7 separate regions of the Homo sapiens genome follow, and all the other regions are linked to region 7. Evidence: chromatin contacts called from ENCODE Hi-C or POLR2A ChIA-PET data. All regions are on one chromosome and are shown on one strand. Each heading gives the region's core, a stretch centred on a gene start or an enhancer-like site at or near the end of the contact. The rest is flanking DNA. Distances are from core to core; before and after follow the strand shown. Region 1 holds the start of COX5B (cytochrome c oxidase subunit 5B). Region 2 holds the start of TMEM131 (transmembrane protein 131). Region 3 has its middle 17 kb from the start of TMEM131. Region 4 overlaps CHST10 (carbohydrate sulfotransferase 10). Region 5 overlaps TMEM131 (transmembrane protein 131). Region 6 holds the start of PDCL3 (phosducin like 3). Region 7 holds the start of TXNDC9 (thioredoxin domain containing 9).

What was found. A loop is a pair of places that touch in the nucleus more often than their neighbours do. ChIA-PET counts read pairs that join two places held with the same protein, here RNA polymerase II (POLR2A). Pooled maps may share reads with other maps.
Region 1: a loop to region 7 is called in a map of CD8-positive, alpha-beta T cell, with 7 times the contacts of the local background. The contact joins the promoter of COX5B here to the promoter of TXNDC9 in region 7. A Hi-C loop is called at or near these places in 5 of 168 maps with a recorded cell type or tissue (CD4-positive, alpha-beta T cell, CD4-positive, alpha-beta memory T cell, CD8-positive, alpha-beta T cell and 1 more), 2 of 37 single-sample maps with no recorded cell type and 15 of 50 pooled maps. POLR2A ChIA-PET finds 5 or more read pairs at or near these places in 1 of 52 experiments (activated B cell).
Region 2: a loop to region 7 is called in a map of CD8-positive, alpha-beta T cell, with 8 times the contacts of the local background. The contact joins the promoter of TMEM131 here to the promoter of TXNDC9 in region 7. A Hi-C loop is called at or near these places in 4 of 168 maps with a recorded cell type or tissue (CD4-positive, alpha-beta T cell, CD4-positive, alpha-beta memory T cell, CD8-positive, alpha-beta T cell and 1 more), 3 of 37 single-sample maps with no recorded cell type and 19 of 50 pooled maps.
Region 3: a pooled map shows a loop between it and region 7 (16-fold over the local background). The contact joins the enhancer-like site here to the promoter of TXNDC9 in region 7. A Hi-C loop is called at or near these places in 1 of 37 single-sample maps with no recorded cell type and 4 of 50 pooled maps.
Region 4: a loop to region 7 is called in a pooled map, with 10 times the contacts of the local background. The contact joins the enhancer-like site here to the promoter of TXNDC9 in region 7. A Hi-C loop is called at or near these places in 6 of 37 single-sample maps with no recorded cell type and 5 of 50 pooled maps.
Region 5: a pooled map shows a loop between it and region 7 (4-fold over the local background). The contact joins the enhancer-like site here to the promoter of TXNDC9 in region 7. A Hi-C loop is called at or near these places in 1 of 50 pooled maps. POLR2A ChIA-PET finds 5 or more read pairs at or near these places in 2 of 52 experiments (activated T-cell and naive thymus-derived CD4-positive, alpha-beta T cell).
Region 6: a map of CD8-positive, alpha-beta T cell shows a loop between it and region 7 (31-fold over the local background). The contact joins the promoter of PDCL3 here to the promoter of TXNDC9 in region 7. A Hi-C loop is called at or near these places in 8 of 168 maps with a recorded cell type or tissue (CD4-positive, alpha-beta memory T cell, CD8-positive, alpha-beta T cell, PC-9 and 4 more), 16 of 37 single-sample maps with no recorded cell type and 28 of 50 pooled maps. POLR2A ChIA-PET finds 5 or more read pairs at or near these places in 2 of 52 experiments (CD4-positive, alpha-beta memory T cell and activated B cell).

What each region holds. Positions count from the first base shown.
Region 1 is chr2:97,644,700-97,647,399 of GRCh38, forward strand. It overlaps COX5B (cytochrome c oxidase subunit 5B), which reads left to right and starts at 1,363. Exons shown (of 4, transcript NM_001862.3): 1 at 1,363-1,490; 2 at 2,368-2,441; 3 at 2,645-2,700. The coding sequence starts at 1,388. RefSeq lists enhancers at 321-1,255, 1,058-1,107, 1,288-1,467.
Region 2 is chr2:97,994,527-97,997,226 of GRCh38, forward strand. It overlaps TMEM131 (transmembrane protein 131), which reads right to left and starts at 1,422. Exons shown (of 41, transcript NM_015348.2): 1 at 950-1,422. The coding sequence starts at 1,136. RefSeq lists silencers at 712-1,271, 1,382-1,631 and enhancers at 1,168-1,681, 1,852-2,131.
Region 3 is chr2:98,011,421-98,014,120 of GRCh38, forward strand. No RefSeq gene overlaps it. Among named protein-coding and RNA genes, the nearest start is that of TMEM131, 17 kb to the left of the region's middle. RefSeq lists an enhancer at 1,152-1,611. Within about 2 kb of position 1,356, at least 5 of the 41 ENCODE cell types and tissues checked have a DNase peak (open chromatin) inside an H3K27ac peak, as active enhancers do.
Region 4 is chr2:100,392,972-100,395,671 of GRCh38, forward strand. It overlaps CHST10 (carbohydrate sulfotransferase 10), which reads right to left. Exons shown (of 7, transcript NM_004854.5): 6 at 2,538-2,643; 7 at 1-811. The coding sequence ends at 274. Among named protein-coding and RNA genes, the nearest start is that of CHST10, 23 kb to the right of the region's middle. RefSeq lists enhancers at 1,040-1,109, 1,680-1,789, 2,060-2,319, 2,490-2,700. Within about 2 kb of position 1,325, at least 3 of the 41 ENCODE cell types and tissues checked have a DNase peak (open chromatin) inside an H3K27ac peak, as active enhancers do.
Region 5 is chr2:97,930,331-97,933,030 of GRCh38, forward strand. The region is part of intron 1 of TMEM131 (transmembrane protein 131); the gene reads right to left. Among named protein-coding and RNA genes, the nearest start is that of TMEM131, 64 kb to the right of the region's middle. Within about 2 kb of position 1,366, at least 3 of the 41 ENCODE cell types and tissues checked have a DNase peak (open chromatin) inside an H3K27ac peak, as active enhancers do.
Region 6 is chr2:100,561,671-100,564,370 of GRCh38, forward strand. It overlaps PDCL3 (phosducin like 3), which reads left to right and starts at 1,323. Exons shown (of 6, transcript NM_024065.5): 1 at 1,323-1,403. The coding sequence starts at 1,398. RefSeq lists an enhancer at 68-864 and a silencer at 1,310-1,649.
Region 7 is chr2:99,334,983-99,337,682 of GRCh38, forward strand. It overlaps TXNDC9 (thioredoxin domain containing 9), which reads right to left and starts at 1,351. Exons shown (of 5, transcript NM_005783.4): 1 at 1,257-1,351. It overlaps EIF5B (eukaryotic translation initiation factor 5B), which reads left to right and starts at 2,407. Exons shown (of 24, transcript NM_015904.4): 1 at 2,407-2,607. The coding sequence starts at 2,573. RefSeq lists enhancers at 836-1,065, 1,119-1,659, 1,196-1,245, 1,496-1,645, 2,006-2,055 and 4 more and a silencer at 2,676-2,700.

The DNA.
Region 1 (2,700 bases), core at 113-2,612, 1.7 Mb before region 7:
TACTTTCCAGACCAATGCTTTTTTCTCCTGCCTAAGACCTTAACCACAGTTGCAAATTAACTACAGATCCTCAGAATTTTCGCCCAATTCAACTTGGAGGGGTTGCAGTGGAGGTGAGGGAGAAGGGAGTAACAGTGAAGCCATTCAAAGCAAAAACCACCTTTAAAGAAATTTTGGCCTTAGAATACAGGGTTTTTTTTTTTTTTTTTTTAATTGGTGGAGGGGGCACCCAGGAAGACCAGACGTGCTCCTGTGAAGCAACGCTCCACCACGTCCTTTTGAAAATACCGTAGCCTGCATGAGACAGGCGGGAGCACCTAAGCCTTCAACTCTCCCCATGTTGCCTCCAATTGACCTCACTGGGCCAGGAAAAGCCCTATAAACTGGTTTTGTATACTCTATCCAAGTAGTAAATTTACTAAAATTACTGGATCCTACTATATACCAGACCTCTGCAAGGCATTGAAGATTCAATGATGAGCATTAATTCCCACTCTAAGGGGATTTTTCTATCTGGTAGGGAAACTCAGATACCGCATGCAGCTAGCCTGTCACAGGGCTATACTGACTAAAGCTCACCCTAAGAAATTTGCACATCTTAGCCTATGGGCAACGGGAAGCCATGGACGGAATATGTTTTCCGTTTCAAACAAGGAACTCCAGTCACAGCAGGCTCTAACTCCATTTCCTATTATCAACTCCCCTTCCTGCTCCTCCTCCCTTAGTAGCCTCGAAAAAGAGTGGCCACTTCCTTCACATCACCAGGGCCTTGGTCCTGGTAGGGGGTCCCGCCCCCGGCCCTGTCCTCCTCCCCAGGCCGGGACCTCCGCGCCTCCCACACACAGTACAACTCTAACACGAAACTGGGCCAGGACTGCAGGTAGGTCCCGTCCAATGCGACACGCTCGCGACGGCCCACGCACTGCCAGAACCAGCCCTGCCACTAACCAGCCTAGTAAGGAACGCAGTGATCTTTAGGAGCCCACTTCTAAATTCAAATCATTTGGGGTTCAGTAAGTCTCTTCACAGACGGGGACCTAATAGCTTCCATTAGCAGCCTCCACGTTTGCTGAACACGACTACGGGGCCAGACCCACAGGAACTCCAATGTGGTTCAGCCGCTCAACTCCAGGGACCAAAAAGACTTTCCCACCTCCCAGCGTTATTAAAGGCAACCCCGCCCCCAAGCCTCAGCCACTACGCGGTGCAGAAAGAGGCAGAGCTGGGCATGCGCAATTTCCGCCCCCGCCACAGTCTTGGGAGTGGGCGGGCTCGAGGGCTGGGAGGAAGCCGAAAGCTGACCGAGAGGAGAAAGAAGCCCGCCCCCGGAAGTCCCTCCTGTCTCTGCAGCTTGTTCCCGGAAGTTTTGCTGCTAGTCGCGGACGCAATGGCTTCAAGGTTACTTCGCGGAGCTGGAACGCTGGCCGCGCAGGCCCTGAGGGCTCGCGGCCCCAGTGGCGCGGCCGCGATGCGCTCCATGGCATCTGGAGGTACTCGGGTCTCCGGGCGTGCCAGGGACCAGAGTGTTGCCCTCCCAGGGTGGTCCCAGGGCGGCAAAGCGGCGCGGCTCGTGCAGCTTCTCGAGGTCCCAGTGGCCGCTTTACGGTCCCCAGTGCCTCAGGCTCTGCAGGCATCTCCCTGTAATTCTGGACCGCTGCTCCTGCCGCTCCCCGAACTCACTCCGCTGCGAAAGTATCCTAAACGGAGGTGCCGGGTGACCTTGGGAGGGACCGGGGCTGCCACCGGGATGGGGAGGGGTCCGGCCTCCCTTCAAACCTGCGCCCACCTCAAGCAGAGTGGGTTCTACATGCTTTTAGACAAATGTCGACAAATTTGCCTCGGTGGTTGGAGAAAGAAAAGCTCATAGGCCGGGCGCGGTGGCTCACAACTGTAATCCCAGCACTTTGGGAGGCCGAGGCGGACAGATCCCCTGAGGTCAGGAGCTCAAGACCAGCCTGGCCAACATGGTAAAACCCCGTTTCTACTAAAAATACAAAAATTAGCCGGGCGTGGTGGCGCGCGCCTGTAGTCCCAGCTACTCGGGAGGCTGAGGCAGGAGAATCGCTTAAACCCGGGAGGCGGAGGTTCCCGTGAGCCAACATCGCGCCATTGCACTCCAGCCTGGGCAACAAGAGCAAAACTCCGTCTCAAAAAAGAAAAAAAAAGCTCCCCCGAGTGCTGCCGCTTGTGTGGATGGGTACTTGGTGGTTCTTAGGGGACCATGGATATGAGTAGCCTTTAGGAGCTTGTGAGCCCGCTAAAACTTATACAGAAGTTTCGGGGCACCATTTTCCTTGATCATTTCTGTTTGTAGTTTTTCTATCAGTCATTTCAGTCAGCGTCATAATTCACGTTATCTTCCTTTAGGTGGTGTTCCCACTGATGAAGAGCAGGCGACTGGGTTGGAGAGGGAGATCATGCTGGCTGCAAAGAAGGGACTGGTAAGGAGAAACTCCCTTCTGTGTCTTCTGTGTAACTTATGGCCTTGGATGTGTTCATAGTGGTCTCCTCTCTGGGAGTATTTGATACAGGAAACTTGGCTTGTAGGAACAGTCCCCTGAGCTTCTGGAAGGTAGGGCTTATTTGGCCTAATGGTTCAATTCTTGTTTTTTTTGTTTTGTTTTGTTTTTTGTTTTTTCTTCAGGACCCATACAATGTACTGGCCCCAAAGGGAGCTTCAGGCACCAGGGAAGACCCTAA
Region 2 (2,700 bases), core at 172-2,671, 1.3 Mb before region 7:
CGTGGCAAGAAATTGTTTTCTTGTACAGGCAGTTTCATGTGCAATGCTAAACTAACAAGTTTTGCGTGGTTTGTTTTTTTTTTAAACTATTCACTTAGTCAATTCTTCATGAAGGCTCTGTGACCATTCACATGTCCCTTGGCTCAAAAAGAGGTAGTGTAGATGAAATTACACTGATTTGGTCTTCAAGATTACAAAATAATTTTTGACCCTGTCCAAGTACCCGTTTTGCAGCAGTACAATACTAATGAGATTTTTAAAATAGGGGCCAGCCCTTAACTGTAAATTATAGATAAATGCTTGCAAGCTGGCAACTTCACGTTTATTTTTAAAGGCTTTCACATCAAAGATAAAGGCACCGAATCACGTATTTTAAAATAAGAAATGTAAACAGGCTTTCAACAGCTTACTAAAGAGTTAAATGGAATTGTATTTAGGTCTAATAATAAAGTTATCAATAACGCAGAGACACTAAAGGAGGAAGCTACAGGACCAAGATTTCCCCTCGAAGAAATGTCTGAACAAATTCAAAGTGAAATTTTTTAAGCTGTGTCTCGCTATTTTTACCACATTTTAAAGTAAGCTCTGTCTGCATGCAACCAACCGCAACCAAGAAAACAGAAGTGTCCTAAAATGTACCTATTCGCCGCAATAAAGCCAAAAAATATGCCCCTCCTACCTAGCGGGCCAAGTGGCAAGAACGTACGAGAAGTCAGGAAGTTTTGAAATGGCAGTGACAGGAGACGGGGGAAGGCACGGGAAGGAATCACGGAGAGCGAAGGCCACTCCGTGCGGCGGGCGCCGCGAGGTCCCGGCTCGGGACGGTACCCGACCGCCCAACTTTGCGCCGGAGCCCCGGCCGCGGCCCTTCCTCCCGGCCCAGCCCTCCCGGCCTCCGCGAGAGCGGGGTGACAGCCCCGCCGCAGGGACGCCGCCGGGGGACACCCACCTTCCTTCTCGGCCCGCGCCGCAGCCACTACGAGGGTCATCACCAGGTGCAGCGCGCCTAGGAGGCCGGCGGCCGCGCTCCGCGGGCCCCCGCTACGGGCGGCCGCAGGTTCCAGCCCGGCCCCGGCGGACGTGGAGACGGCGGCGGTGGTGGCTCCGGTTGCTCCTCCTCCCGCCCGCTTCCCCATCCCTGCCGGCCGGGGGCCGCCGCGCTCGAGGTCCGGCGCGGCCCTTCTCGGCGAGGCGGCGGCGGCGCGGAAGCCGTGGTCCGGGCTCTGGCCGCGGCGCCGGGAGCGACAACGGTTGCGAGCCCGGGGCTCGATCTCCGAGCGTGGGCCTGGGTCCGTGCGTGCGTGTGAGCGAGAGTGTCAGTCACGGTCTTTGCCTGGGCATCGCCTACAAGCAGTCGGAGCGGAGAGGCCGCGGGTCAGGCGCGGCGGGCGGCCATACTGGAAACGGGCACGGCCCGCGAGCCCTGAGCGCTGGCCTGCGAGGGGCGGGGCGCGGCTCTGGGCACCGCCCACGCTGTGCCGACACCTGGGCTGTCCGGCGGTCAGTCTGTCCGCCCCGGAGCCCCCTGGGCCCCACCTCCTCGTCCCGCTCTCGGAGGCCTGCGGCTTCACGGCCAGACAGAACCAGGACAGAACAACCCCAGCCCGTTACCGCTACCTGGCGCAGGAGAAGGAGGGAGGCAGGCCCAGGTCCAGCTGCCAGGACTTATGATGGCGGCTTCTGCTTCGCGGAGGCGGTGTCGGCAATCACGTGGAGACGGGGCGGCCTCGCCGCGCAGCCGCCGCGTTGCGTGGGCGGGGCAGGGGCGGAGTTGCGGGGCGCTAACCTCTTCTCCGGCGCCTGGGCAATCCTCCGTGCTCTGTCCTACAGTGGTAGAGCCTTCCAGGGGTGTGAGTGCGCATACAGACCGCGAGACGAGCGCGGAAGGTCCGTTCCAGTGACTCTTCCTGGTGGCACCCCCACCTCTCGACCGCTTTGACGTCGAGAATACCCCGGGCCTGACTCAGTTCTTGATGGTGCTTCCTTGAGGATGGTGGCCCGCTGAACTCATCCTTGGGTCTTCCAAATCATGGTACCCAGGAGGAGCTTGATGGAGTCCTCTTGCCTTGGCTTGTGCCCACATTGGCGCGGAACACCTCGTGTGCAGAAAGCGTCGGTGACTCTGGATGGAGAAGGCAGGGGCAAACAGACTGCTCTTTAGAATATCCAGTAGCCGGCTTCCTCTCTCGAGGAAGAATTCTTTTTTTTCTTTTCTTTATTTTTTAATTATTTATTTATTTTTGAGACAGGGTCTGGTTCTGCCGCCCAGGCTGGAGTGCAGTGGTGCGGTCTGGGACTACAGGCACCCGCCACCACGCCACGCCAATTTTTCTTTTTCTTTTAAGAAACGCTGTCTCACTATGTTGGCCGAGCAGGTCTCGAACTCCTGGGCTCAAGCAGTCCGCCTTCCTCGGCCTTCCAGAGTGCTGGGATCACAGGCGTGAGCCACTGTGCTGGGCCCGGAAAAATTCTTAAGACGTCTGTTACCTTCACGAGCCATCTCGCGCCTCTTAGATGCCCTTTTCATCTTAGGTTGAGCTTCTTGGTGCGCATGGCTGTTGTCTCCAAGACTTAATTTAAGCTCTTGGAGGGGGTCCTTCTTTACTCATCTTAGTAACTTCCTCCCAGCTTGTAGCCCAGAGACATTTTACTTTCCTTAGCTGTATTTGTTGAGTGAGTCGATATATGTGTAAGGCCAAG
Region 3 (2,700 bases), core at 106-2,605, 1.3 Mb before region 7:
TCAGGAGAAAAGGAACTTGTCCTGTTCTCTGCTTTTCTTTCTCTTCTTTCTTTCTTTTTCTTTCTTTCTTTCCTCCTTCCTTCCTTTCTCTTTCTTTTTCTTCTTCCTTCCTTCCTTCCTTCCTTTCTTTCTCTCTCTCTCCTTCCTTCCTTCCTTCTTTCCGTTTCTTTTTTTTTTTTTTGAGACACAGTTTCACTCTTATTGCCCAGGCTGGAGTGCAGTGGCATGATCTTGGCTCACTGCAAGCTCTGCCTCCTGGGTTCAAGCGATTTTCCTGCCTCAGCTTCCTGAGTAGCTGGGATTACAGGCACCCACCACCACACCTGGCTAATTTTTGTACTTTTAGTAGAGACAAGATTTCACCATGTTCCCCAGGCTGGTCTTAAACTCCTGACCTCAGGTGATATGCCTGCCTTGGCCTCCCAAAGTGCTGGGATTACAGGCATGAGCCACCATGCGCAGCCTCCTGCTATTATGTGTGTTGCCTGACGTGTTGCCTGACATGTGCCTGACATTTGTGTTGTCTCTGACATGTGGTGTTTATAGAACGAATGAATGAAATGAGGGAGTGAATGAATAAATTCTCCCACTGCTAATGGAGGGAGGAAGGAGCAATCTATACTTGAAGAAGTAGAAGGAGCAGGAAGGCCAGGCGCGGTGGCTCACGCCTGTAATCCCAGCACTTTGGGAAGCCGAGGTGGGAGGATCACCTAAGGTCGGGAGTTCAAGACCAGCCTGACCAACATGGAGAAACCCCGTCTCTACTAAAAATACAAAATTAGCTGGGGTGGTGGCGCACACCTGTAATCCCATCTACTCAGGAGGCTGAGGCAGGAGAATTGCTTGAACCTGGGAGGCGGAGTTTGCGGTGAGCTGAGATCACGCCACTGCACTCCAGCCTGGGCAACAAGAGCAAAACTCCATCTCAAAAAAAAAAAAAAAAAAAAAAAAAAAAAGAAGGAGCCGGAAGGTACTCAGGGTATGCCAAGATCTCCATTTGAGCCAAAGAGCAGAGTTAAACAAAGCTAACGACCACAGCGACTCTGTGGCGGGGATATATATGTACCAGTCCACAAATGTGCAAGGAAAAACAACTTCATTTTTCTATAAGTCAACTCAGTTTCTATTCTGAGGCTTGACTTTGACAGGATGAGGCACTTAATAGCTTTAGAGTTGTAGTCCTGCCCCACCTTTGCCCAGAGGTGAGGGGTCGGAGTTGAGGTGCGCCCTACCTGTGCTGGGGTGTAGTGTCTAGTTCATCCTCAGATGCTGAGACAGTGCTCCTGCCTCTCCACACAGGCCAGAGAGACCAGCACTCAGTGGCACCCTGAGCCTCGCCCACCAGGATTTTCCTTTCATCAGTTTTTCCTTGCTCACCCACTGGGTGCTATGACAAGAAGGTGCTTTCTCTACAGCTATCTTCTGCTTTTTAGCCATGGCTTCAGTTTCTGTTCTCAATTCCAGGGTAAGTTTCAGTTCTTTATTTTCATCCCTGATGTAAGACCTGATTCTGAGGTCTAATGATTTGGTAATGAAATGAGGTAGTTTTGCTTGGAGACTCCTACACTGCCCTTTTTTCATCATGAATGTTTTAGAACATTTCCTAACTAAGGCATTTCTTATTAGTATTCCTCCTAAACCAAGTACTTTGTTTCACTTAAATGATGAGTATATATATATTAGAGCCATATTGGTTAATACAGCGTTGGTACTTGGATTTCTTTCATTATAAATTAATTATTTATCTAAATAATTGAAAAAATCCAATTTAAATGGAATCATAGTACTAAAATTTTGTGAGGGAATTTTTAGCACTATTATTAGACACTGTTTTACTTTGTCTGCAAACTGGGGGTTTTAATATAAAATGTTAGGAATTAAAGTAATCGAGGTCAGTAGCCAGCAGTGTATGTCAGTATCATCTGTGGGGGCTTCTTAAAATACAAAAGCCTGGGTCCTATCTGCAAAGGCCCTGATTTGGAGAGTTTCCTGGAGGTCTGAACCCTGTATCCCACGGACCACAAGCCAAAAGTCCAGTCCAGCCCCCTCATTCTTTTTACCGATGAAGAAACTGAAGGTCCCAAAACCACAGGAATTTGTGTAGCCTCCCACATGCGAAAGAAGTGGTTTCAACAAGTACATCCCAGCAGACTCTGACTCCAAAGCCGGGGTAAAGCTTTCTGGGTGACGATGTTTAAAACAGAACGCGATGTTTGTCATGTCTTTGTAATTCTGCAAGTGAAAATGATGAAGATATTCTTTTTACTGGAATCAACCCTCGGGTGGTCAGGTTAGCAGTTCCCAAAGGTCATATTTACATTTTAGCCGAGCCAGTTGTCTAAAGAGAAAGTGTCTTTCTTCCCTGCCTGTGGTGAAGCTTAAGTTTACAACAGGACTGGGGGCATGCAGTGGACACAACCATGATTACGAGAGGGTGGAGAACGCAGGGGACCAGCAACCCCATCACGGCTCAGGGACCCTCACGGGACTTGATGCTCAGAGAGGCAGTTGACACGTATTGCAGGCACACTGGCTGAGTTCCTTCAGGACATGGACAGAGGAGGAGGCCCCGTGACACAGACTCATCTATATCATTGATGTCACTCTCCAGAGAGTTTAAACATGGGCCCGCCTGGGCGTCAGTGTATTCTCACCTGCAGCTAGGATTGAGAACTTTTGCTTTGGGAGACTTTCATTATC
Region 4 (2,700 bases), core at 75-2,574, 1.1 Mb after region 7:
TTTAGCCTTTTCTCCCCTCTGAGGTGAGCAAAGGCCAGCGACATCCTAATGCACGCAGGGGTGTGGGCAGGGTCCTCAGAGCATCTTACATCCAAACTAAGTTGTAACAGTTGGGGTTCTGCGTCATATGCCGAGGCAACTCACAGGCCTGTGGGAGACCCCGGGCGTCCTCAAAGGAGGGGTGTGGTGGAGGAAGGGTCATTTCTGGGCTCAGATCTTCACCTGGTTAGCCCCAGGTCTAATAAAGATATTTGAATTCATAGGTCTTATGCATTAGTTTAGCAAAAAGTCTGGTTTCTGGTACCCAAAGAGCTTAAAGTCCCCTTCGAAACGGGCATACAGGCGTCGGATGTCTCGTTTGCTGATGCCCAGGAAATAGTGCTCCACCTTGGTTCTGTTATACACGGTAATGCCCGGAGGGATAGTCGGGTATGACACCAGGTGGTCAATGCCAGCCTCTTTTAAGATGTATGGGGCATCGTCCTCCAGGGTCTCGTGGTGTCCAATCACACTGTACATTATCTCACAGGGAGCACAGAGCTCTACATACGTCACCCAGTGAATGATGTGGTCCCCAAACTGAAGGTCTAGCCATCTGTGGTTCGGATCGCCGAGGTAGCGCACGAAATCTTCAAACTGGATCCCCCGGGTCTCTGTCCGGTTCCTCCTGTATTTTCTGATGATGCCAGGAGCAATCTCATGCCTGTACCAAGGCTCAAACCGGGGATTGTGAACAAATTTATCCTTAAATGCAGAAATAAGTCTTTCGAAGGGATCTCTTACAATAAAAAACTTGAAGTATGTTTTCAATCTAAGGAAAAAAACGAACAAGAGGTTAACTTGATGCCACAGGAGGTCACAGCTGAGGGGGCGGGAGAGGGAAGAATGAGCGGAGTGCAGCACTGTGTATGGGACCCTCACGTGCCGAGGCTGCCATGAATGCATTCCACACGTCTCTTAATCTACTCCAAGATCCTGTGGATTAATCCTGTTATTACCACACTTTGCAGGTGAGAAAACAGAGGCTTGGAAAACCTTACCTGTCCAAGGCCACAGTACTCATTGTAGGCAGTCACTGTGAAGACATCTATTTAATCTACCTTCTGTTTTACTTGAATGATTCAAAACTTCAAGAATGTTTACAAATTTTGTTCCTGGGCAGAAAATCATAAGGGCAGGAACTCTGAGTCAGGAATAGATGGTGCCAGGGAAAGTTACTTTAAGGGCATATTTTTAAAAGTTCAATTCAAATTGCCAGGGGAAGGGGGGCAAGAGAAAACAGAGAGTCAGGCTTCACGCTCCAGAGGGCAGGAGCAGGTCTGGGTGAGCTGCAAGCGGGCGGCAGCAGAGCATGGCCCTGGGGAGGAGGGCCGGCAGCAGTGACGATGACAAAGACGATGACAACAGTGACATCACAGAACACGGTGTGATTACGACAGGCCAGAAACTGCTCTCTGTGCTTTGCCGTGTCTTCACTCACTGAGTCTCACAAAAGCCCCATGAGTGCTCAGGGCAACAGCAGGACACTCCTCACCAGGAGCATCTCTGGTAAGGGTTGTAAGGATGGGCAGGTGCCATGCAGGTCAGGCGCCATGCAAGGCAGGTGGCTGCAGACCCAGGAGGCAAAATCCAGCTGGTGACCTGACGTGAGCCGCTGCTTTTGCATCCTCACTCCTTTTCAGCCTTGCTCTCCTGGGCCACCTGAGAGCTACTACATGAGAACTTTCTCATCTATTAGCTAAGGACTCCATCTTCTTTTTTTTTTTTTTTGAGACAGAGTCTTGCTCTGTCGCCCCAGCTAGAGTACGGTGGCCAGATCTTGGCTCACTGCAACCCTTGCCTCCAGGGTTCAAGCGATTCTCCTGCTTCAGCCTCCTGAGTAGCTAGGACTACACGTGTGTGCCACCACAGCGGGCTATTTTTTTTTTTTTAGTAGAAACGGGGTTTCTGTCAGTCACACTTGTCTTGAACTCCTGACTTCAAATGATCCGCCCACCTCGGCCTCCCAAAGTGCTGGTATTACAGGCATGAGCCACTGCGCCCAGCCTGGACTCCGTCCTTGCTGCGATCAGGGGTTCCGTCTCTCTACCCTGCCCATGCTGGATGCAGCCCACACAACCACTGCAGGGGCAGCTCCCACAGCAGTGGGCACAATGCCTCTGGGAGAATCAAATACTCAGTGAGATCTCTGCAATCCAAATCCCTTTCTTATAAAGAAAAGATCATATTCAGCAAGCAATCTATAAAACTTTACCAAAGCAGAACAAAGTTGCCTGCTAATTTCTATTAACAAAATGATGTCACCTTCATGTTAATGGACTGTGTGAAGGTAAGGCTGGAAATTCTCAGAAGGAACTGAGAGTTTTGAGGCGCCGAATGGGGGGTGTAGCTTAGCTGCCTCTCACTGATGCAAACCGACAGCCCTCTGTGGTCCTCCGATCAATCTGCCAAGTACAGAACTCAGCCTGGGGTTTTCCCCAAATTTCTTCTCAGGTTTACAAAAACTCCCCCCTCCCCTTTGAGGAAGCTGTTCTCACCGCTTCTGAATTTCTGCATCACTGAAGGAAGAGAGCCGAGGAAGGCCGTTCTTCTCGTGGTCGTGCACCACGTTTTCGGGGATCTCCTCAATGGAAGAAAATGCTCCTGGGAAGTAAACGGAAAGGAAGGCAGGTTGGCTGCTCCAGTACGCCCCTTAGAGAA
Region 5 (2,700 bases), core at 116-2,615, 1.4 Mb before region 7:
ATCTAACTGAAGAGAACTACATAAAGGCAGTAGTTTGGGTATACTGCTTTTTAAATCAGAAGCTTTAAAAATATATAAAAATTCTATTATGAATTATGAATTCATATTTTAAAAAGTATGAGTTATGTTAAAAATATGAATGTTAGTTAAAAAAATTAATAACAGCAGCTGATTATAAAGTCTCAAAAGGAAAATACTATGTTACACATCACTGGCTTTCCTTAAAAGATGTAGAGATAAATAGGATTCAACTCTGGCATAAAACAAATTAACGTATTTTGCTTTAAACAGCCAATTATAATACCTTTCAATTATATGCCTCAAAAAACAGAACACTAGATACAGACTTAATCATTTCACATGCAGTTATTAAGCTATAAAATATAAAATGTAACAAAAGTCAGTCAAGTTATCACATCTCCAGATTCAAAACCAGAACTAGTAACAGCTTCCTCTCCCAAAAATATTTCCCCTAATTTTATGCTGTTAATGAATCCCAAACTTTCCTGATGTTCCCTAGTTCAAGCATCAAACAACTGTAATTGAAATAAAAATAAACTAATAATTACTGATCACTGTTGTTAATATTCAAACTAACCCTATGACACAGACATTATGATCCATTTTAAGGTAAAGAAATACACACAGAGAGATATACTTAGCAAGAAAGTGGCTAGAGAAAAGTATGAATTCTGGCAATGTGAATCTGTGCTTCTAAACCCATCCCTATTTATTTTCAAAATAAACTTTACAGAATGCTCATGACTAACAGCACCTTTTAGCAACCAAATTTTTTTAATTGGGCATATATTTCTGACAATAAGTGAGGAAAGGAAGATTTACAAAGGAAAGAAAAGGATTTACATTTCTGGCTTTTACGATTCTACTCATATTTACTCTGAAGCTGGGCTCAGTAAGATCTACTTTAAGCTCCTCACACCGACCCACATCTCTAAGCTGTCTGTGAGTAACAAAGCCATTTATAATCAGTGTAAAAATGTCAATGTGTCAGTTGTTTCAAAATAGGAACACTTGCTTTCAAAACAGAAGTTCACAAACTGTTTACTTCCCTATTTCATTTAGTTAAGATTAAAAATATCTTTCACTTTAAAGACAAATCTTTGTCTACTAAGTTTTTGTTTTTCTTTTAGGTGAAGGTATTTTTCTGAATATTACAACTGATGAATAAATATAATTTGCAATTTTAATACATCTAAAATAACTCATGAAAAAAACAAATGCTGTAAATAACTAGTAGAAAAATTTATGCCATATTGTGGGGGGTGGTATCAGGCATTAGGAACCTAGGTTGTCATTGCATATCTTTACCTTCTAGCCTTCACAATCTCCTCACCCACAAAAGGAGAAGGCTGGACTAGTCAAATCAGCGATTTTTAAACTTTCTTCTACAAAAACTAGGAACAGAAGAAAGGGCCACACAGGCAGGCCTCAGGAGGGTCCCCAAAGCTGTGTTACAGAGTCACCTTGCCTAGCATGCTGTTGTTATGGCTGGCATCTTCTCCTCCTTCAAGTCTCAGCCTTGACCCCACTCACAGTGTGGCCCTCCTTGGCTTCTCAGAGCAGCCCAGTTATCCTCTATTATATTCCCTATCTTAATTCTTATCACAATCTGTAAAAGTTCCTGGTTTGCTTGTCAATAATCTGTGCCTAGAAGCAAGTCTGAAAAACATAAGATAAGAAATTCTGGTTAGGATAATGACATTGTGCTTGAGCCCAGGGGGCAGAGGTTGCAGTGGGCTGAGATAGTGCCAATGCACTCCAGCTTGGGTGACAGAACAAGACCCTGTCTTAAAAAAAAAAAAAAAAAAGACACTGCTATTTTAGAATTCAACATTGTTAAATACATCAATATCTCTTTTACAGTTACACTTGCTCAATATTTTGTTTCAACAAAGGGCTCAATAGCAATTTTAAAACATCCTGGACTAGGTCCACATGGGTCCCTTCGAGCTTAAAGACATTTTATGATCAAAGCTTTGTTTCTTCCCTCATTAGTTTTATTATCTGAAAAATGTAACATATACTTGTCTTCTTGCCACATTAGAAGTACAAGGGAACTCATATAAACCATATTTTAATTTTATCAAGACCACTCAATATCATCAACTTCCTAAAGAAGCTAATGCCCATGTTGTTTACTAAAACTCAAAATATAATCCTATGTAATTCAGATGTGCAGGATATATACCATACATCTAAAAAGATGAGCCAGAAAGGTTTTTCAAAATTAATTTTATAGCTAAAGACAAAATACCATAATTAATTTTCACCTTATCCTAAAGAATCTAAGTCATCTAAAAAGATCTGTAAACTTCAGTTATAAAATGTAGAACTAATGCTCAAGAACCACCAACTACTCTTAGCAGCTTCAGTATCAGAAAATCACTAAAACTCTGAAGCTCGCACTGCAAATGCTCTAAAAACTAAGCTATTACTGGAACTATAGCCCAAAACAGCAGGCCCTAGTCAGGACCTATATGATAAACCTAAATAGGCTGACTGTTAAAACAAAGTATTTAAATGCAGTCATGTACCATGTAATGTTTTGGTCAACGATGGACTGCATAGATGATGGTGGCTCCATAAGATTATAATACTGTATTTACTGTACCCTTTTCTATGTTTAGATACACGAAAACTTGCCATTGTGTTACAACTGCCTACAGTATTCAGTATAGT
Region 6 (2,700 bases), core at 73-2,572, 1.2 Mb after region 7:
TCCCTAAAAGGGCCTGTAATTCAGTTGAAATGAGTGAGAAAAATCTTAAGGATCCTTATAAATTAAATAAAAACTCCTTGCTCTCAAGCAATCATTTGATTCACTCTATATCAACGACTGTGCACTTTAGCATCACCTGAGGATCTTTAAGAAAGTATCTGTGCTAGGCCTCATTTCCAAGGATTTAATTTGTCTGGGGATGGAGCCCCAGGACATTCCTAGTTTTTGAGGGCTTCCAGGTGATTCTAATGCATAGCCACGGTTGGAAGCCCTGCGCCTATCTCACAGGTGTGTGGGTCTCTACTCTCTGTGTCCGCTTAGTTGCCAGGAGGCAGCAAGTTAGCCCACGTGTGCAAGATGCTTCCTTCCATACCAGGTAGGAATATTGCTCTCTTAAACTTGGAGTGTGCCTGGGCAGAAGCTCTGGAGCCCAATACCTGCATTTTACAAGTCAGATTGCTGCTTTTTGCTCAGTGCCTGTGTGCCTGCATACATGGGTCTCCTGATACTCAGGCACGGCAGATGACTTTCACCTTTGTTTTAGTGTTTTGCTCACTGCTGCATCTGCAGAGCCTAGAATGGTGCCTGGTACACAGCAGGCTCTCAATGTCTTATTAATGAGTTGCCTTTTCCAAGGCTGAAGTGATCGTGGGTGAATTCCAGAAGACCCTGCATCATTTTTATTTATTTATTTATTTAAGACGGAGTCTCGCTCTGTAACCCAGGCTGGAGTGCAGTGGAGAGATCTCAGCTCACTGCAAGCTCCGCCTCCCCCGTTCAAGCAATTCTTCTGCCTCAGCCTCCAGAGTAGCTGGGATTACAGGCAACCACCACTACGCCCGGCTAATTTTTTTGTATTTTTAGTAGAGACGGGGTTTCACCATGTTGGCCAGGCTGATCTCGAACTCCTGACCTCAAGTGATCCGCCCGCCTCGGCCTGGGATCACAGGCGTGTGCCACCGCGCCCGGCCTAGAGGCAATTTTCTATTTCTGACTTGTTAGGCTAGTCAGAGCGAGACGTCTTTACAGGTTTGGGCCGGCAGCTGGAAAAGGCACACGGCCCCGGGCTCCTCCTCCACCCAGCCCCACCCCTCCTCCGCTGAAGACCAGCCCTAATAAGGCAGCCACCAGAATTAGAACCAGGTCAAGTGCACTCCGAGCAGGACAGTAGGCAGATCCTATCTGGCGCATGCGAACGCTTCTGTGCCAGTTCCTTGAAGAGCAGGCGCAGACTCAAGGCTGTTGCTTCCGCCCTTACTCCCCGCCGCTCGTCCCTGGGCGGGGCGAAGGCTGGGCTGGGGGAAGAGGCGTGGCGGCGCTGTGCGCGTGCACAAAAGAGAGCTGAGGGGCGGGGGCGCTGCGGCACAGCTGGTTTGAGCAACTGAACTGGAAACAAGATGCAGGTGAGCTAGGACGGGTCTCGGGTCTGGGGGCTGCGGCCCGTTCCTTTGTCTCGTTAGGCCCGGGCGGGCAGTGGACGCCCGCCCTGGGGGAAGCTCCGGCGCCGCAGGCACGAGGGAGGCCCGGCGCGTCCAGGCCCTGCGCAGGCGCAGTGCGGGAGGCGGGCGTGGTCCCACCAGGACCCACGGCCTGGGCGTCCCCGCCTCGGTGTGCCGGGTCCCCCAAACCTCGTCCTCCGGGACTATGTCTTCTCGCGGTCTCTACCCACCCGGGCCTGTGAAGGTCTTGCCGGATCCCGCCTAACAAAAGTTACCTCCTCTCCTGAACTCCCCTAAGGCACACCTGGGCAGAGGTGTTAGGAAGCGGAGGGTCCGGCCTGGGGTCTTCCGCACGTAAAGCAGCGCCACAGCCGGTGTTCCTGGCTCCACTGAGAGCCAGGTGAGGGCTTAGTTACACCCTCTTCCCCCGAGCCCTGGGATCCGCTTGGGGCGTGTTCCCTATCTGACCGCTCGGGTTCCAGAGCTCCCCGCGAGGGTCCCTCTGTTTCGTCCTTTTTTTTTTTTTTATTAAAATAGGTAAAATAAATTATTTTTCTGTAGCTGCAATTTACTAGCGGAATTTGGTTAAAGCCTAAGGAGAATGAATGAAAACACCATGGAAATGGGCACTATTGTGGGTGAAAACCTATGCCAACTAAATTTTGTCACTGTCCAAAGATCCCGCAGTGGTCAGAAATTCTAATCTCTGCTTAGTGGCAGATGGAGAGGAGAGGGTGCGGGTTTTGCTGGGGAGGGAGGCATTAGGGGCTGGAGGGGAGGGCGTGTCTGCCAGGAGCCAGACACTGTTTTTTTTTTTTTTGAGACCGGGTCTTGCTCTGTTGCCCAGGCTGGAGTGCAGTGGCTCTGTCACAGCTCACTGCAACCTCGACCTCCCGGGGCTAAGCCATCCTCCCTTGTCAGCCTCCGGAGTAGCTGGGACCACAGGCGTGCACCCACCACTCTGGGCTAATTTTTTGTGCAGATGGGGTCTCCCTATGTTGCCCAGCCTCAGCCTCCCAAAGTGTTGGGATTACAGGATGAGCCACCGCACCTGGCCTAGACACTCTTAAATGGTGAAGTGGTAGCTTGAGGGCTGCCCTGGCCTCCTTTGCATTCCCTGTCCTTCAGGTCCCTTGAGGCCTTCCCTGACCACCCTGTAGAAAGGATTCTGCTCTTTTTGTTTGTTTGTTTGTTTGTTTCTTTTTGAGACAGAGTCTTGCTCTGTCGCCCAGGCTGGAGTGCAGTGGCGCGACCTCGGCTC
Region 7 (2,700 bases), core at 101-2,600:
AGATTACAGGCGTGAGCCAGCCGCGCCCGGCCAAAATTTTACTTCTTTTAAAAGAAATGGAGTATTTTGTACGAGAAATTTTATACCAACAATTAGAGGGCAAGTTTATGTGTATCTCAGGGTTATTACTGCAGAAATGATTTATAATTTGCCTATCAAAGCAGGAGGCTGTTGCATATCAATGAACTATGATACATTTGCAAATAATACTGAAGCACCCCAAACTTCACAACAAACTGTGAATTCATTCACTCAGCTTCTGACACAGATTCTGACCCACACAGGCCCTCTATAAACGTTGAGCTGAAGAGAAATATTCTTGCAAACTTCAATTCTGATTCCTTTTTCTTTACAGGAAAAGGATTTGAAAAGCATACTTGATTTCATCTTTGTATCTCCATAGAACACAGCAGGTACTCAATAAACATGTATTTAACGTTGAATGAACACGTGCCTGACTTCTGTTCAAATTACTACACTGTTAAGTTTCAAAAGTATTTGAGTCTAAAAAACCAAATTGTAAGCTCCTCGTGAGTGCTATAAAATTGGAAAGGTGCTGTATTTCAAACACAGCAAAGATTTCCACGCTCCCTATCGCCCAAGAAAAATGTCAGTAGGACTGTGACCCTCAGTGAGGGGGCTGGAAGGAGAAGATAATAAGATACTGAATTGAACGTTGGAAGCTGTGCTCCAGGGATAAGCACAGAGAATGCCTACCCTGGAACTTTATAGAATGAGCCCAGAATTTAATTATGGGATAACTGGAAAAAGACGAGATTAAGAAGAGCTATTCTGGGTGTAGGTGTTGGTGGTCAGAGCATTGAGAATGGGGTAAAGAGACGATGCAACCCCTCGTTAGCTTTTCATTTTTCAAACCACAGCCTCTGATTCTTCCTTTTTACAGCTCCGCTGGAAGGGTGGGACGGGACACAGCGCGTCCTCAAATTCCCTAGTCATTTCCTGGACACCCTTACAGGTATCCGCCAAAACAATCAAGGGGCCTGGTCCTTAACTGAACCCCAGGTACCTCCCCAATGGCAAGCCGGCCACTCCCTGCGCCCGGGGAAACAGAGGAAAGCACAGTCCCGGTGGCCCCAACTTCGACGCCTCCTGGTGCGCTTGCGCAAGAGCCTCTGCCAGGACACCGACACCGGTGCTGGGGCCGCGCCCCTCCTCCGCTCCGGATGTGGAGCAGCAGAATGTTCACCAGCACCCGGACGTGGTGGTCGGATTCTTCTCACTACCCTCTGCCTCACCTGAGCTCTCGGTGACGCCTGAGAAGTGAAAGAGCAGCAGTTTCAAAAGACACGTCCACTCCGGCTTTTGCCTTGCAGTAGCTGCCGGCGGCTGCAAACGGGCCGTCACATCCGCCTCCTTATTGGCTGCGAACCTCGCGCGATATCACCTTGGACGCCAGAGGAAGGGGCGGGCGGTCGGGTGGCGAACAGTTCTGCGCGTGCGCCTCCCGCCCAGCAGCCCGGAACCCAAGGTGTCCGACCCTTGCTTTCCTCCGGGTACACGGCCGAACTGGAAGGCCGCAAAGCATTGTGGGAGTTGCAGTTTCTTAGTGCGCAGGCTGTCGTGGCCGGACTTTCTCAGGAGCGTGCTTCAGTATTCACGGTCCAGTGCGCCAGACTGGAAATGAGACAGCTGTGCTCTCGCTCAGCCGTGACGCTTGAACTGCGTTTCCATTCTGTTAGTGTTGAATGAACATTTTTCTTTTTTTTGTTTTCTTTTGTTAACATTTTTCCTAAAGTCGAGGCATAAACATATACAGCACAATTAACTTTTGCATAGTTAAAACCCAAAATATCACCGGCCAGATCCAGATATAGAACATTTTCCACCACCCCTGTAGGTCCCCTCTTGACTCTTCGAAACACAGGAATTTTTAGAACTCGCCCTCGCTTTGAGGGTGAAGCTGAAGACCTATGTTAGGGAATTGATCGGCTGTGTCCTGTTCTGTTTTATTCAGTGACTGTACATAATGCATAATGCATGGATGTTACTGAGAGGTCCCTATTTTGTCCTGAATTTATCTCTCTCGCAAACCCCCAGAGGACTCTATTGGTTCGTTGTGGTTCTTTACTGAACTTCGTGCGGCTGAGAATACAAAGATATAAAGGGAAGCCCAAAGCCCACTCCTGAACCGAAGCGTGCGTTCCCCGTTGGGAGAGGGGTGAGGTGGCGAAATTGACAGCTTCATTGTCCACCTCCGGGTTCTAGAACGTGGAAAACCCGCGGGTGTCGGCTCGTGGCGGACGCTTGAGGGCAGGGGGCGCTCGGGCTGCTGCCTGGTCGGCCGGTCAACCGGAGACGCTCTACCCGAAGCGCAGCTCTCGATGAGCCGCGCCCTGCGTCCTCACGCCGAGGCGGCTGGGCGATGCGCTTGCGCACTGAGAACTCACACCATATGTGTCCTGTTCCAGTGCGCGGGTCTGTGGAGAGCCGGGTGCGAGCGGCGGCAGCACGAGGGGAAAAGAGCTGAGCGGAGACCAAAGTCAGCCGGGAGACAGTGGGTCTGTGAGAGACCGAATAGAGGGGCTGGGGCCACGAGCGCCATTGACAAGCAATGGGGAAGAAACAGAAAAACAAGAGCGAAGACAGGTAGATAGGGGTTGGGTCCGTACGGCGGCGGCCGCCGTGGCTCAGTGGAGTGTGCGGGTCTCGCCGGGCGCGGCGTCGGACCGGGGTCTGGGC